Linked DNA regions of Homo sapiens: region 1 is linked to region 2. Evidence: chromatin loops called from intact Hi-C (ENCODE). Cell type or tissue: gastrocnemius medialis. All regions are shown on one strand. Links, peaks and the distances in the headings refer to the core of each region. The heading gives the core; the rest is flanking DNA. Region 1 overlaps GLP2R (glucagon like peptide 2 receptor). Region 2 holds the start of DHRS7C (dehydrogenase/reductase 7C).

What was found. Hi-C counts contacts between places; a loop is a spot of excess contacts. Peaks named below come from ENCODE experiments on the same cell type or tissue, not always from the same donor. Only the 100,000 strongest peaks of a DNase experiment are listed, where the experiment ranks them.
Region 1: it touches region 2 in a loop (11-fold over the local background); 4 of 110 quality-filtered maps call a loop at or near these places.

Annotation. Positions count from the first base shown.
Region 1 is chr17:9,838,025-9,846,355 of GRCh38, forward strand. It overlaps GLP2R (glucagon like peptide 2 receptor), which reads left to right. Exons shown (of 13, transcript NM_004246.3): 4 at 4,471-4,592. Among named protein-coding and RNA genes, the nearest start is that of GLP2R, 16 kb to the left of the region's middle. In gastrocnemius medialis, for the core only: no CTCF peak of the experiment used is centred there; DNase peaks (open chromatin) are centred at 4,158 and 4,527; H3K4me3 peaks cover 502 bases; H3K27ac peaks cover 3,555 bases.
Region 2 is chr17:9,788,536-9,796,866 of GRCh38, forward strand. DHRS7C (dehydrogenase/reductase 7C) reads right to left here and starts at 3,057. Exons shown (of 6, transcript NM_001105571.3): 1 at 2,596-3,057. The coding sequence starts at 2,749. In gastrocnemius medialis, for the core only: no CTCF peak of the experiment used is centred there; DNase peaks (open chromatin) are centred at 189 and 3,166; H3K4me3 peaks cover 1,538 bases; H3K27ac peaks cover 3,548 bases.

The sequences.
Region 1 (8,331 bases), core at 171-8,170, 50 kb after region 2:
ATGGAAGTGTTCTCTGATGAAATCCAGTTGGAATCATCCCAAGAAGCATGAGAATGTGAGATTTTAGGGAGGGTGGAAGAGATAACTCGCTGGATCGGAGGACTCTGAATGACTCAGGCACAGTACCCCTGGGAGCAGCTCAGTGAGGGAAAAGAGCACTGGGTGTGGAGTCAGGAGCCCCGAGGTCAGACCCAGTCCCTCTGTTTTACACTTTGGAGACTTTGGGCAAATTCCCACAGCCCCCTGAGCTTCCACTTCCTCATCTATGAAGGGAAGGAGAGTTGCTAATTCTGAAGGTCACTCCGAGGAGTCAATGAGAAGGCACTCACAGGGTGCGTCGCACAGCTGCCGCTTGGTCCGCGGGAGCTGAAGCTGAATCCAGGGAGGAGCCCCTTGGATTCCTTCAAGTCTAGAGGCCCCAAACACCTGGACTTCTCAGTAGCATGTGGAGCCGATCCCTACTTCTCTGCTCACTGTCTACCTGTCCCTCTCTGCTCACTGTCTACCTGTCCCTTTCCAAGAGCTAAAAACACAGATCCATTCCACTGTAAGAGAAAATGAAGTGTTCAAAAAGCCACATTTACAAAGAAGTTAAATTAAAGCCTCTTTAAAAAAAAAATAGGTTTTGGGCTTCTGGAATGTGAAGGGAGTGTGATTTGCAAGAGGTGGGAAGTTACTCTTCCACCCGCCATTCTGTGCATTAAATCTTTAGAATCCAAATGGATCCCTGCAGTGAAGAGAATGTGGAGACCGTGGAAGGGCGCAGAGGAGAACATGTGCAAATGCACAGAGTGGAGGAGAGTCCCTGTGAGATGGGAGAGAGGAAGGAGCTTGGTAATATCAGAAGAGGGAGCGCCTGGCGCCTGTAGTCCCAGCTACTCCGGAGGCTGAGGCAGGAGAATGGCGTGAACCCGGGAGGCGGAGCCTGCAGTGAGCCCACATTGCACCACTGAGCGCCTGATGGCAAACAGAAGCTGTAACTGACGACTGAGGCTGGGGGCTGATGACGAAGGAAGCTGGGTGTTAGTCACTAGGGTTTCAAGCTTTCTTCTGTAGAGGAAGATTATGTGGAGTCCCAGAAGGTGTTAAGGCATAAAAATGGAGCACAAGTTGTAGTCTGGGAGAATGACATTGAGAGCATGCAGCTATTGGACACAGGAATGGAGGAACCAAGGAGGAGAGTGGGGAAACTACTGCAGTGTCCCAGAAAACAGCATGCTAAGGGTCTGGATTCTGGCAAGGGCAAGAGGGCAGAGAGAAGGAGAAAGATTAAAGTGTTGGAGGCAGAATGCTCAAGACTTGTCATCAATTGGAGTAGAAACTGAGGGACAGGGAGGAGTAGAAAATGGAGGAGAGGAAAACAAACTCCTCTTCCTTCTCCTCCTCCTCCTTCTCCGCCTCTCTTCCCCATCTAAGGAATGGTCTCAGGGTCCACCTGGCCCCACCCAAGCCCACATCTCAACCAGTGGGTAGCCAGGTCTTCCATCTCCTCCTCCCCTCCATCCCTCACTGCTGTGGGCTCACCAGCACCCTCTGCTGCTTCTCCATGGCCTCCTCTCCAGTCCCTGCCTCAGATCTGGCCCCCTCCAGGCACCTTTGGAAAAGCTTTCTAAAATATCATTCACATTCTGTCTCCCCAGCATCACGACTCCTACAAATGGCATGCAAGACCTCCTGCTGCCTGGCCCTGCTGACCTCGTTAGCACTCTCCCCCACGTTCAGGGTTCCCTGCACTCCAGCCCAATGAGCAACTCCCAGGCTCTGCACCTGGTCCAGCTCTTGCCACTCAGTACCTTGGCTCGCACACCTGCCCAGGAGGCCTCCTCACAGGCTCTGGCCATGCTCCTCTGCCTATAAAGCCCCTTGTAATTCTCAGCTCAATCCTTTCCTCCTTCTAGAAGATTTCTCAGACCTCTCCCCTCAACTACAGACCTCTCCCCTCTGCCTTTCTGAAGCCTCTTTTTTTTTTTTTTTGGAGACAGAGTCTTGCTCTGTTGCCCAGGCTGGAGTGTGCCGATCTTGGCTCACTGCAACCTCTGCCTCCTGGGCTCAAACAATTCTCCTGCCTCAGCCTCCCAAGTAGCTGGGATTACAGGCACACATCACCATACCAAGCTAATTTGTGTATTTTTAATAGAGACAGGGTTTCACTATGTTGGCCAGGCTGGTCTCGAACTTCTGACCTCGTGAACCTCCCGCCTTGGCCTCCCAAAATGCTGGGATTACAGGCGTGAGCCACCGCACCCGGCCTCTGAGGCCTCTTCTATACCTGTGCAGTCTTCTGTCTTAGCATTTATAATCGTTTACGGCGATTTTTCTTTGCACTCCCCCAGCCAGAGCTGAGCCCTATTTGTATCTTTGCATTCCCAGCACAAAGCATTATGGCTAGTACAGACAATGCAAGTGTCAAGTGACATTCTTACCATTCACTCATTCAACTAATATTTATGAAGCACCTGTTGTATGCCATGCATTATTTTTAAGTGCTTGGGATATATTAGTGACAAAAACCGAGTAAGATCTCTCTCCTCGTGGGGCTTACATTCTTGCAGGAGAGACAGACAATTATCAATAAGCATCATAAATAAGTGCAGACTATGTTTGAATGTGATCTATGTTAAACAAGATGGGGAAGGGAAGGGATGGGATGGTTGGAGTGGGGTGATGTGTTGCACCTGTAAACTGGGTAGTTAAGGAAGTCTTCGATGGCAAGGTGACATTTTGGTGAAGATGTAGAAAAGGTAAAGGTTTTAGAGGGAGGGTGTTCAGGAGGGAAGGAGACAGCAGGTCAATGGCGCTCTATGCGGGGACCATGCCTGGCCTGTTCCATGAAGAGAAGTAGGCAGATGTGGCTGTGGTGAAGAGGGGAGAGAAGCAACAGGTTACAACAGAGAGTTACGGGCCAGATCTTAGGGGGCTTCGTGAAAGGCCAGAAGACTTTTTCTCAGAAAGCCCTTGGAAGATTTGGAGAGAAGCATGACATGGTGTGGCTAATTTTTTTTTTTTTTTTGAGACAGAGTCTCCCTCTGTCACCCAGGCTAGAATGCAATGGCGTGATCTCAGCTCACTGCAACCTCTGCCTCCCAGGTTCAAGCAATTCTCCTGCCTCAGCCTCCCTAGTAGCTGGGACTACAGGAGCTCGCTACCATGCCTAGCTAATTTTTTTTTTTTTTTTGTATTTTTAGTAGAGACAGGGTTTCACCATGTTGGCCAGGCTGGTCTCGAACTCCTGACCTCAGGTGATCCACCCACCTCGACCTCCCAAAGTGCTGGGGTTACAGGCGTGAGCCACCACGCCTGGCCTGTGTGGCTGATATTTTATTCAGCTTGCTCTGACTGCTGGGTTGCCCACAGATGTGAGGGGCAGGACTGTCAGAGGAGTCCCATCTCCCGGTGGGAGGTGATGGTTCCACAGGATGGAAGCAGGAGGTGAAAGTGGCAGTCAGATTCTGGGTACAGATGAAGGCAGGGATGACAGATTAGCTAGAGGACCTGAGGAAGGCTATGAGAGACAGAAGGGGAGGGTGACTCTGAAGTTTAGGGCCGGGGGATTGGAAGGACGGGTTTGCCATCCACTGAGGTGGTAAAATAGGTGGGTGGAGCAGATTTTGAAAAGAAGAAAAAGGGTGTGGTTTGGAGTGTGTTGTTTGAGATGTCAATTAGACACCCTACCTAGCAAAGCTGTCAGGGGAGTAGGGGGCTATACCCTTTGGTTGTCCATTCATTGAATTCAGCATATAGTTACTGTTGGCCCATGATATGCAGGGCCAGGACTAGGAAGGACCAACAGATTTCGACTTCTCGTTTGCAAGCTCAGCCTCTAATCCTCCAGGTGGAGGACCTTCTGGGAGAGTCTCCTGGGATAGATGTGACTGAGTCACAATGGCAGTCTGTATGCGCAGAGGGATTTTTCTCATCATTTTCACATACACTTTCATTTAATCCTTTCCCAAATCATGGAGAGTTGGTACCAATTATTATCCCCAGTTCCTGATGAAAACAGAGGAAGGCTTAGAGGTTAGGAGAGCTAGGCCCAGGACACACTCATGCATGGATGGCGCATCCGGCTTCAGCCCCAGTCTGTCAGCCACGTGCCCACCACTTTCTCTTCTGCATGGCATGAGCCTCAGGAAGAGATGCCCCACCTAGCAAGCATCAGGAGCCCAGATTGGCATCTCCCAGCTGGGCTGAACCTTGGAGGGCTTATAACATCACTGAGTCACCAGAGGCTGTTCTAACTCCAGAGACTTTGGGTAAACACAGCAGACATTAGCAGACCATGGTGTGTTACAAAATTGAGAAGCTTCCATGTTTTCCTTTCCATCCCAAATAAACAGTGAGGATGTTAATGAGCCCCCAAAAGGGGAAATGAAAATCCCTTCTCCCTGGGATTTTCCACAGCTCTGTGGCATGCTCAGGGGAACGGGCTGTGTGTTCTGACCTTTCCTCCAGAGCTTTGTTTACTTTCAGAGAGCTCAGGAAGGGCCTACAGACACTGCTTGGCTCAGGGGACTTGGCAGACGATAGAGAACGCCACGGATATTTGGCAGGATGACTCCGAATGCTCCGAGAACCACAGCTTCAAGCAAAACGTGAGTTTGCTCAGCTCAGTGAGGAGGCATCCAGGGTCCAAACCACCCTCCTTCGGGACACCCCAGTGGCCTGCTGGCTCCAGGGGCCACACAAAGAGGCTTCTCCAGCGCCTCTCCCCGGGGAAGCTAAGGAAGGTCCCGCAAAGCAGCAACCCTTGTGGCGGCCATGGAATTTCTTCCACTACTAGGCTGACATGCAAAATCCTAAGAGAAGTCAGTCTTCCAGGATTGATCCTGGCATTTGTGCTTGCTGTTCCCCGTGCCTGGAGCACCTGTCCCAGCTCCCCTGTGGCTGGCTCCTTCTCACCATCCAGGGTTCAGTCCAAATATCTCCTTCAAAGAGAGATCTTCCAGGGTCACCTAATCCAGAGAGTGCCCTCTATGGTTGCCACATCCCCCCGACCCACCACCCACCACCCCCCACTTCGACTCCTTTATGGCACCTGCCCCTCCCTGAAATTCTCACTGTTGCTTATTTGTTATCTAGCCCTCTCATCAGAATGTAGATCCACTGGTGACAGGGGACTTGTGTGCCTCGAGGGAGTGGCATAGCACAGGGTCTAGGGTCAGGCAGCCCTATTTCCATTCCAAATAGTAAGAATGTTAATAAGCCCCCAAAAGGGGAAACGAAACGTCCCTTATCCTTGGGATTTTCCACAGCTCTGTGGCATGCTCAGAGGAACAGTCTGTGTATTCATATCCAGACTCTGCTCTTCCCGGCTGTGAACCTGGTGCAAGTTACCTCATCTTCTTGGGCCTCTGCTTCCTCATTCATGCCACAGGGATCATATTTGCTACATGTGACGTTGTGAGGATTTAGTCATCAGACATCAGTTTCTTAGGAGAAAACCTGGTACACGGTCAGCATGGTCTATGCAGGCACTCCTGCCCTATCCCCAGGGTCTACCACAGTAACTGGTCCGCAAGTCCCCATGGCTTCCCAGGAAAGGTTTTTTGGATGAACAAACAAATCCATGCTTCAGACTTCTCTCCACATGTGTTCTTTCCAGAATCCTTCTGCACCATACTTTCTCGTTGGACTCTTGCTCTTCTCCCTGAGGACCTCCTGTTTGTCCAACATCTGCTCACTTTCCTTCAAAGTGCAATGCAAGAGGCTGCACAAAGCGGAGGAACAGGTGTTTGGGGATCAGACAGATATCTACGGCCACACCTTGGTTTCTTTCATTCCGATGGTCAGGCCACAAACAGTAATGAAGCATATACGATGGGTTAGGTTTTTGCACCAGGCACTGGGAATAAACAGGGGATAGCACGTGGATACTGCCTCCAGGGAGCTCAGAGTCTTGTGATCTTGTGAGGCATAGGGACAGTGTGATCGTTGCTGGGAGGGAAGTGTCAGATGCCCAGGGTCATGGAGGATGGGGAAACTGATGCAGACAGGGGACCAGGAAGGCTGCTCAAGCCTAGCCCTGCAGGGTGAGAAGGAGATGGCCATAGTAAGAGAGAGAGCAAAAGGGAGAAACACACCTAGGGTCAAAGAGCTCACGGGGCTCTGGGGCCACCTTGAGTGCTGCTGGGCAGGTGAGGTAGGGCCTGAGGAGGACACAGGTGGAGGTAGAGGCCTCGGGAGAGGTAGGTGGTGAAGGCCTCCTGTGCCCGGTGAAGGACTTAGGACTTTGTATATTGAAGTAGGAGAGGGACATAACTAACTTATGTGTTGACAGATTTGTCCTGGCAGATTGGAGAGGAGTGAACTTGTCAACACATGAGTTAGTTATGGAGATCGGAGACTGGGGCCATGCTGGAGGCAGAAGGCAGGGACAACAGGCAGGAACCGTGGCAGCAACTCAGGCCGGATAGGAAGAGAGCGCCCAGGGGTGGAAGAAGAGGGAGGGTGGACTCATAGGTTTACCGAGGAGCAAAACGGTAGGACCTGGCTGGTGCTGGAGGCTGTGAGAGGGTAGAGCCAAGGACAACAAGATCGCAGGCTTCTGGCTTGGACCCTTGAGGAGACTTAAAAATGCCCCTCCCTGAGAAGGATACAGGGAGAGGCCTTGCCCTTTGGATTCTCAATATTTTACTACCTAATTCTTTTTTTTTTTTTTTTTTTTTTTTTTTTTTTTTTTTTTGTGAGGCAGAGTCTCGCTCTGTCACCTAGGCTGGAGTGCAATGGCATGATCTTGGCTCACTGCAACCTCTGCCTCCCGGGTTCAAGCAATTCTCCTGCCTCAGCCTCCCAAGTACCTGGGACTACAGGTGCGTGCCACCACGCCCGTCTAATTTTTATATCTTTAGTAGAGACGGGGTTTCACCATGTTGTCCAGGCTGGTCTCGAACTCCTGACCTCAGGTGATCCACCCGCCTTGGCCTCCCAAAGTGCTGGGATTACAGGCATGGGCCACCGTGCCTGGTCCTTTCTACCTAATTCTGTGCCCTAATTTGAACCTGCAAAACACCCCCACTCTCCGCCACTCCCAAGTTGTGGCTTTTTTTTTTTTTGAGATAGAGTCTGTCTCTGTTCCCCAGGGTGGAGTGCAGTGACGCGATCATGGCCCACCACAGCCTCCACCTTCCAGGCTCAAGTGATCCTCCCACCTCAGCCTCCTGAGTAGCTGGGACTACAGGTGCACACCACCACATCTGGTATTTTTTGTAGAGACAGGGTTTCACCATATTGCCCAGGCTGAATTGTGGCTTTATTTCATGATTTAGTTGGAATTCTTTAGCTCTCTAAAGTCATTTAAATATTATCCCATTAAATGTTAAAGATATTCTATACAATAAAGTCTGGGGACAGGGGAAGGCAAGGAGTTCAGTTTTAGAAACACTATTCTTGTCACGGGAGCCACCTAGCCTCTCTGCAGGCATCGTAAGATGGGGTTGAAAATACCCGCTTTGCAGGCTTAGTTGTGAGGCTTCAGAGGGCAATGAATGTGGAGTGATTCATCCACCTCCTGGCACACAATAGGCATTTGATAGTTGTGATTATTGCGTTTCTTTTCTTTTCAGACTATCTTCCCTGGACCCTACAAACACTTCTCTCCCTCCCTGGCCTCTCTGGTTCAGTCCTAGGGCTGTGATCATAGTTCACTTGTCATTGTGAGTTTTTTGGTGTCTGTGATGGTAGCTTTTCTGCATTGGCTATTTGGTTGGATTTATGTGTGTGTGTGCGTGTGTGTGTGTGTGTGTGTGTGTGTAATATTTCATTTGACTTTCAAAAGCCAAAAACCTAGCTTTTTGTTAAGTTATTAAGGTCAATGCTATTTCATATAGTTTTTTATTCTATTTATAAATCTAGTAAGTTAGTCTACTTTCGTAGAGGTCTCTGATTAATTTTTGTTGACACAAACAAGTTATTTACATATCCTTTTACATTTTAAGCTGCGCTATTACATTTGATATGCTTTAGACATTTAAACTATGTTAAATAATTGTTATAATAAGAAAATCTTTCTTATTTTAAAATAATTCTAGTTCATCGAATACATCAACTTTATATGTTGAGTCTTAAATTTTCCTAAATATGTCAATACTGTTTTCATCACGGTTTCAACTTAAAGTTGAAAATCAAGTACGCTTTGATGTATTTCATATTGGAAGCTTAATACTAACCTATTAGGTCCTCTAATATGTCATATTCTCTAAATAATACCAATTGCATACAGATTGTGCAAGTAATTTAAAAAACTGCTATATGAGGGATAGACCAAGGGGTAGATATGGGGCGATACCACATAAAGTTTAATGTTTGTTAGAGGCCAGCTGCAGTAGCTCAGGC
Region 2 (8,331 bases), core at 141-8,140:
GGGTACAAGGTGACAGGATTCCCCGCTTGGCCAAATCCAGGAGGTTTAGAGCGAGGGCTAGATGCCCCAGTCTTTGTCTGTCTGTTTGATTTCCCTAGTAAACAACTTGGTGTGGCAATCCCTGCTGCTCCCGATGGCACCCATGGGGTTCGTGCAGGTTCCGTGGCACCAGGGTGTGCAGCGGCTGTGCACAGCCTGCATCATCCACTCAGTGCCCTGGACTTAAGACATGCAGCAATGGGAGCCTGGAATCACTGCCGTCAGCAGCGTGGAGAGCTAGGCATTTATTTAAGGTCACACACATCCAGCATCTCAAGTTACTGCTAAGTACCGGGACTTTATTTTTTTCTTCTTTGCATTTCTTTCCAGGGTGGGTCAATGAGATATAGTAAAAAAAGAACAGTGACAGTAGACACGACAAGCTAGGCCATGAGGTCCTGCAAAGGCTGTTTCCCTCATGAGATGTATTTCCTGGGTGCCTGATTTGATCACGTGTGACTACAACTGAATGAGGTGTTTTAAAAATGAATGAGATGATTAAAACAAACACACATCTCTCAACGATCAGTAAAACTGTATTTCTACCTAATAAGACACAAAACTAGCAAGGCTACGGAAGAACTGAGCAACCTCCCCAACAAACAGGATCGAATCCACATTTGTAGGACAACGGCAGAACGTACATTCTTGTCAAGCACTCGCAGAACCCATATCGAGATAGGTCATAAGACAAACCTCAGCACATTTAAAAGAATCGAAATCATACAGAGCGTATTCTCCAACCATGTTGGAATCAAGCTGGAAAGCAATAAAACAAATTTGCAAGAACACACTTATCCAAATGAGGGCCTTCCCTGATCACATGTCACTTTTAGAGGTTATTCATTAAATACACATTTTCTGAGGATGTCAACCAAGCATTGAGCTAGGTGCTGAGGCTGCCTGGGTGAACAAAACACAGGCTCCAGCACCAGGAAGCCTGTATCTAGTGGACCCACTGAGAAACACACAGATACAGCATGAGAAATACACTAATGTGGTGTGCACTTACAAGGGGCCAGTTAAGAAGCTGGTCCACAAGGACCATTCAAGAGGAAGGAGCAATTAAGGTGTCAGGACAGGCTCCAGGGTAGAGGCCGTATCAGGGATCGCATGTTAGCAGCCTGGTGCAATGCCAGACAAAGGTGCGCTATTTGGAGAGCAAATTTTTCGCAAAGCCTTCTGTTCTGAATAGCTTTAGGTGGGCATCTCTTTTCCAGCTCTCCAGGGCGGCACACTCCCTGTTGTCTTTTGTCTGGTCTGATTGACAGATGTGTGTGCCCTGGCTTGCCCTTGAAGAAGGAGTTTGAGTTTGTGTACCTCGCTCCCTTTTGATACAGGATATCCTCTCTGGGAATTGTGTGTGAGACTCATCTAGGGGCCACTTAGAGAGCCTAGTCTATCTGCCTTATGCTTTGTTTTTTATCTTAACAAGATGCACCTGGGTCGATCACCCACTGAAAACTAAGCCATCCTCAAAGCGTGCAGATTGGCTCCCATTGGGATGCCGAAGAGGCTAAGCAGCAGGCTCTGAGAAAATTCTCAGGGAGGTTACAAACGTTCTCACGATGGCAGCACTATGAGAGTAAGTGCCCAGCCCCCCAGAGGGACTCTCGGGGCAATGCTCAGGACATAGTGGACTCAGTGGACACTTACTGAGTTACTAATGAATGTTTGGCTGTGTGGGATCTATGCTCTATTAAAAATAATAAAAACAACAGCAAAAGTTGCACTAACTATGTAACATATAAAGTTGTACTACCATTGTCTGGAAGGATAGAGTCAGAATCTTGCAAACTTAAGGACAATTACGGCCCCTCATGTCATAGATGTCACCAGCAGAAGGGCCTCTCTGAGGTGATATAATTCAGGAGTTGCAAATGCAAATGCCTTCAATGCCAGAAAGTGTAATGATTGAAAGAATCAGGCCAAGTGTGATGCAATAGGGATGGGTGGGGTGTGTGGCCCACTAGCGTGGGCATGTTTTGCCTATATGTGTTCATGATCATCATTACTAACCCTTGAGTGATATCCACTGTAGCTCCAGGTACTGTTCTAAGTGCTATCCATCTATGAACTCGTTTATTCCTCACAATGGCAGCATGAGGTAGAGACTGCTGTTATCCTCGCCTTACAGATGAGAAGTTTAAGGCAGAGAAGTGAAGTAACCAGCTAGTCATTGCTGGAGCCAGGAACTGAACCCAGCTCCTGAGTCTGGGCTCACAACCAGTACATTGCCCCAGCTAAAGGCTTTGAATTTTCAAAATTTCTGGAAACCCCATGAAGCCAAAACAAATCACATCTGCAGACCAGTTTTAGCCCTTAGGCTGTGAGTTTGCAACCCTAGATATTCCACCACCCTCATTTATCAGGAATCTGCAGCCTCCAAAAGATGGGAAACTTGCTGGTTAATGATAGAAGCTGGGAGAGAACACAGGATCGATCCCCTCCCACCGAGCAGGTTTGCCCACACAGCGCCCTGCCGCCCTGCCACCCTGCCATCCTGCCAGTCCCTGGGGGCAGAAATGGGCACAGGTGGGAGCAAAGCCAGCTTACCCTTGCCCAGTCCTGAGATGGCATCGGTGATCACCACCACTTTGTTCTGCACAGCTGACTTTGACCACAGCCTGGACACCTCTTGGTAAATGAAGAGGAGGCCGCTGATTCCCAGCAGCAGCAGGGGGAGCATCAGCATGGCCATGACTCCCATCTTGTTCTGGGGGACAACGGAGTAAAAGGGGATTGGCTTTGCAAAGAGACGCTGATCAGGACTCCCAGGGCAGGGGGAGGCCCAAGGCTGCAGGGAGCTCAGCTCTGTGCAAGCCTCCAAGCTGAACACCCAGTGGGCGTGCTAATCCCCAAATGTTCAACAAATAGGAAGTTACTCACAGTGTCTCCGAAAGCAGACCGAATCCAGGGGGCCTGCCCTCCCCAGTGGTTAATTACAAACTTAATTAAAATGGGTCTGCATTTTTGGAAGAAAATCCATGTGTTAAGGCCACTTGCTTGGGCCCTAATGGTTATTTATAGCTTTCAGTTGCACTAAAAGGCTGTCAGGGTAAATATAGTGTCTATTCTGATATTCAGGAACACATGCTGGCCGGGTCTGATTTCAGGGCTCTTGCCAAAGCTCTCCTGGCTTGCCTGAGTATTAGAGGTTTCCTCTGCAGTTTGGGACTGAGCACGAGGGATCCAAACCTGGGATTTTCAGCACAAACATCCTTGCCCTCACTTCCGGTAACCCTCGTAATCAGGTAGCTTCCAGGTAGTTTGGATGCATGTGGCAGAAGACCATCTGGCCTTTGCTTTCTAATTGGAGATGAAAAGCATAGAAAACTGCTAAACAGAATGAAGCCTTTTGCAGAAAGAGCCACTGGGAGGTGTGACAGGAAATATCAGAAAGAGCACACTCTTGAGAGTGTTTCTCACCTCTCTGAGCCTTAGCTTCCCTGTCTGTAAAATGGGCAGGACCAATGGGAGGACAAACCATACTGCACAGTGTGGGCCTAGCATAGATCCCGGGCCGTAGGAAGGTAACTACTGTTATCTTTAGCGGTTGAGGATACTAAGAATTTATCCCAAATGTGAAATATTTTCATTACATAAGGAAACTCAGTAGGATTAGAACTGGAGAGACAGAAACCCAGTTCAAGTACTGGAGCCATCCCAAACCAGAAGGCCAATCACAATCAGGTCCTAATTTGTGCGGTAAACAGCATTGAGCCAATCAGGAGTAGGACTAAGAGCAGTGTGTGTGCATGTGTGTGTGTGCGCGCATGTGTGTGTGTGCATGTGTGTGTGCGTGTGTGCGTGCGTGTGTGTGTGCGCACCTGTGTGTGTGCACGTGTGTGTGTGTGTGTGTGTGCGTATGTGGGGGGGGTAAAGAAGACTGTATTTCTTTCTTGGAAATTAGAAATAACCAGGAAGATTAAAAAAGTCCCAGAATTTTATTGACACTTAATGTACATATTAGAAACACACACGTAAATGTAGAGCTTGATGAATCTTCATAGACTGAATATATTCACGTGACCAGCATGCAGATCAAGAAACAGAACATTGCCAACATGCCTCATCATGTCTCTCTCCAGCCCTGAGGGTAGCTACTTCCTAACTTTTAAAAGCGTATATACAGTTTTACCTGTATGTGTATTTTCTTTGCTCAAACAACCTCTTGTGTAAAGTTTTTCTTTTTTTTTTTTTTTTTGAGACAGTCTTGCTCTGTCACTAGGCTGAGGTGCAGTGGCACGATCTCGGCTCACCGCAACCTCCACCTCCTGGGTTCAAGCAATTCCCCTGCCTCAGCCGCGCCGAGTACCTGGGACTACAAGCCCCCACCACCACGCCCGGCTAATTTTTGTATTTTAGTAGAGACGAGGTTTCACCATATTGGCCAGGATGGTCTCAATCTCCTGACCTTGTGATCCGGCCACCTCGGCCTCCCAAAGTGCTGGAATTATAGGCATGAGCCACCGTGCCTGGCCAAGTTTTTTTTAAATAAATTATTATCTGTGTTCAATGCTGCTGATTGGTCAAGTAACGTAGGGTCTGAGAAGTGCCTGTCAGCTTTAGTGATGTGGAGTCATTGGTGACATTGACGGGCACCTCTGTGTGAAGACTATTGTGTGGTTTCTGCTCTCCCTCAGACTTACTGTCAGTGGCTCTGTCATGAGCCAACCCTGCAAGATGGTTCCTGACTCATCCAAACCCCCGGGACTTGATGCTTTGAAAGCATCTGCCTACCTGGCTATTTGGATGATGGTCTCGACAAGCCTAAAAGATGCTCCAAGTTTTTAGCCTACAAGTTCCTCAGAACTTGGTTGAATAACACTAGACAACTTCGATTTTGCCTCATGTCCCTGATGATGGAGAAGAGGCAGGACAGGATGGTGGGTTCTTTGTCATGGAATTATGTTTGAATTTGGACAAAGTTCCCTGGGAGCTTTAGTTGAACTAATGAAAACTCAGATCTACTCAGGGGCATGGGGCTTCAGATTTTTCTTTTTTTTCAATTTAATTGCCACAGGGCAGATAAGGAATATTCCAACCAAAACATACTTTGTCGTCCACAAAGAGATTCTTTCTCCAAACACCTGTCTGCTTTACTATTCTATGTAGGAAAGAATCCTGAAGTTTTGCCTAACTCTGAAATTATGGTATTTTCTTTCTTCTTTTCTTTCCTTTCTTTGCTTTCTTCCTTCCCTTCCTTTCTCTCTTTCTTTTTACTTTTCTTTTCTTTTTTTTTTTTTTTTTTGAGATGGAGTTTCACTCTCATTGCCCAGGCTAGAGTGCAGTGGTGCGATCTCGGCTCACTGCAACCTCCGCCTCCTGGGTTCAAACGATTCTCTTGCCTCAGCCTCCCGAGTAGCTGGGATTACAGGCTCCCCCCACCACGCCCGGCTAATTTTTGTATTTTTAGTAGAGACGGGGGTTTCACCATCTTGGCCAGGCTGGTCTTGAACTCTTGACGTCATGATCCACCCACCTCGGTCTCCCAAAGTGCTGGGATTACAGGTGTGAACCACTGTGCCCGGCCAAATTACAGTATTTTCTAATTCAAGAATTGAGAGCTAAGACTGACCAGGATGAATGCATATTTGGAGTTGGAGGCCATCCTGGAAACCCTGGGATGTGAAAGCTGAGCTCTAGATCAGAGTTAGTCCCAGCCCATCTTCTCCTCTGGGGCCTCTTCAATCTCCTTGGTCCCAAGCAGAACCACTCCTAGCTTCAAATTGCAGATCTTGAAGGCTCGGCACCTGCTCATCTCTGCATCAGAGAAAAATCCACCCTCAATGGACTCCTTCCAGCTTTCCTTCTCCCCATAAAATGCCCCAGGCCCCTGCCCTGTGACAGCTTCACCTAGGGAGGAGAGGGGGGAAAGATTTGTTCTCCCACTCTGACAAATGTGGCTGTGTCATGAGCCAACCCTGAAAGGTGGTTCCTGACCCACTCAAACTCCCTAGACTTTATGACCCACCCAAATTCCCTAGACTTTATGCTTTGAAAGTCTGGAGTTGGATGGCCCTGATTCTGAATCTCAGTGCTGCTTCTGACTTGTGTGTGGCCTCAGGCATGCACCTAAACCTTCTGAATCTGATGGCCATTGAATGGAAGTGGGAACACTCATATTATTACACTCCTCACACCACTGTGTAGAATTAGAATGTAACAGGTGATGTGTACATCACCTTGCGTAGGCCTGGCCCATTGCTGGGGCTGATAGCTTCTGTTTCTCCTTTCTTCCTGGCCCTTTTATTCCTAGTCTGTGTTGGTTCTCCTCATTGCCTTTCCTTATTGAAAGTCAAGCTCCACTCCTGAGGACACTGGACAGGTTTGGGGAAGGATTGGTCAAGAGTTTTGGAGGCTACTCTCACGGAATATAGAAAAATGACATCACTGTACCATCCCCTGGGGGCCTTCGAGGTGCAGTAATATTCCTGGAACTCGTAGGTAAAGGATGCAAGGACTAAACAAGGTAATGTGTGCACATGGTTTTTCTTCTTTCAGAGACAGGGTCTCACTCTGTGCCTAGGCTAGAGTGCAGTGGTACAATCATAGCTCACTGCAGCCTCGACTTCATGGACTTAAGCGATCCTCCCACCTCAGCCTCCAGAGTAGCTGAGACTACAGGGATACCACCACACCTGGCTGCTGATTTTATTTTATTTTATGAGATGGCATCTCACTCTGTGGCCCAGGCTGGGGTGCAATGGCACGATCTTGGCTCACTGCAACCTCCTCCTCCCAGGTTCAAGTGATTCTCCTGCCTCAGCCTCCTGAGTAGCTGGGATTGCACACACGCGCCACCATGACTGGCTAACCTTTGTGTTTTTTATTTTTTATTATTTTTTATTTTTTAGTAGACATGGAGTTTTACCACGTTGGGCAGGCTGGTCTTGAACTCCTGACCTCAAATGATCCATTTGCCTCGGCCTCCCAAAGTGCTGGGATTAGAGGTATAAGCCACAGCGCCTGGCCCCTGGTGTTTTTATTTTTATTTTTTGTAGATACAATGTTTTGCATTGTTGCCCAGGCTGGTCTGGAGCTCCTGGGCTCAAGGGATCCTCCTACCTCAGCCTCTTAAAGCACTCAGATTACAGACAGATATGAGCCACCGTGCCCGACCCTACACATGCTTTTATAAACAGTAAATCGTTGGGTCAGTATCATCCCTTGTCTCCACCCTGCATGTTCCCCAGGTGAAATGCAGGTCCTGTTAGCGGTGTCTTCTTTCCATCAGGACCAGCACTTGCTTTGCTGCATGAAGCTGCTTCTACTCCTTACCTCCTTTTGGAAGAGTGGGCGCTCTCCATCTTTGAGGGTGTTTGTGTATAGGTGGCAGGGGGCTTGTAGAGGAGGAAGTGAGGATGACATGAGATGGTGGGTTGTTGGACTAGCCTGACTTCTTAAAAACATGTCTGAGGGCCAGGAGCAGTGGCTCACGCTTGTAATCCTGGCACTTTGGGAGGCTGAGGTGGGCAGATCACGAGGTCAGGAGATCGAGACCATCCTGGCTAAAATGGTGAAACCCCGTCTCTACTAAAAATACAAAAAATTAGCCAGATGTGGTGGCACGCGCCTGCAGTTCCAGCTACTCGGGGGGCTGAGGCAGGAGAATCATTTGAACCCGGGAGGTGGAGGTTGCAGTGAGCTGAGATCGCGCCACTGCTCTCCAGCCTGGGTGACAGAGCAAGAATCCGTCTCAAAAAAAAATATGTGTCTGATGTGTCTGAGATATTATTTAGCCTTAAAAAGAAGGAGATTCTGACACACACACTACAGCATGGATGAACCTTGAGGACATTATGCTGAGTGAAATAAGCCAGCCACAAAAAGACAAGCACTCTATGATTCTACTTCTGCGAGGTACCCAGAGTAGTCACAACCATAGAGACAGAAAGTAGAATGGTGGGTGCCAGGTGCTGAAGGAAGGAAGGATGTGAAGTTCGTATGGAGTTTCAGTTTTGCAAGATGAGAAGTTTTGTGGATGGATGATGGTGATAGTTACACAAAAATGATTAAGGTGGTAAATTTTATGTTTTGTGTATTTTACTACAATTACAAAAATGGAAAAGACGGTCTTACCTCCTTTGAAGAGACAATCCCGGTATAAGACGATGCCGTCCACGTGATTCAAATTGAAATCATACAAGACAACTTCGTATGTAGTTTATGGCTACATCTACATTTAACAAATATGTACAACTATGCAAAGGAATGGTGCACACAATTCCTGGATGGTGGCTACTTCCTGGAATAGAGTGAGGAGGAAGGGACGGTGAGGAGGACTTA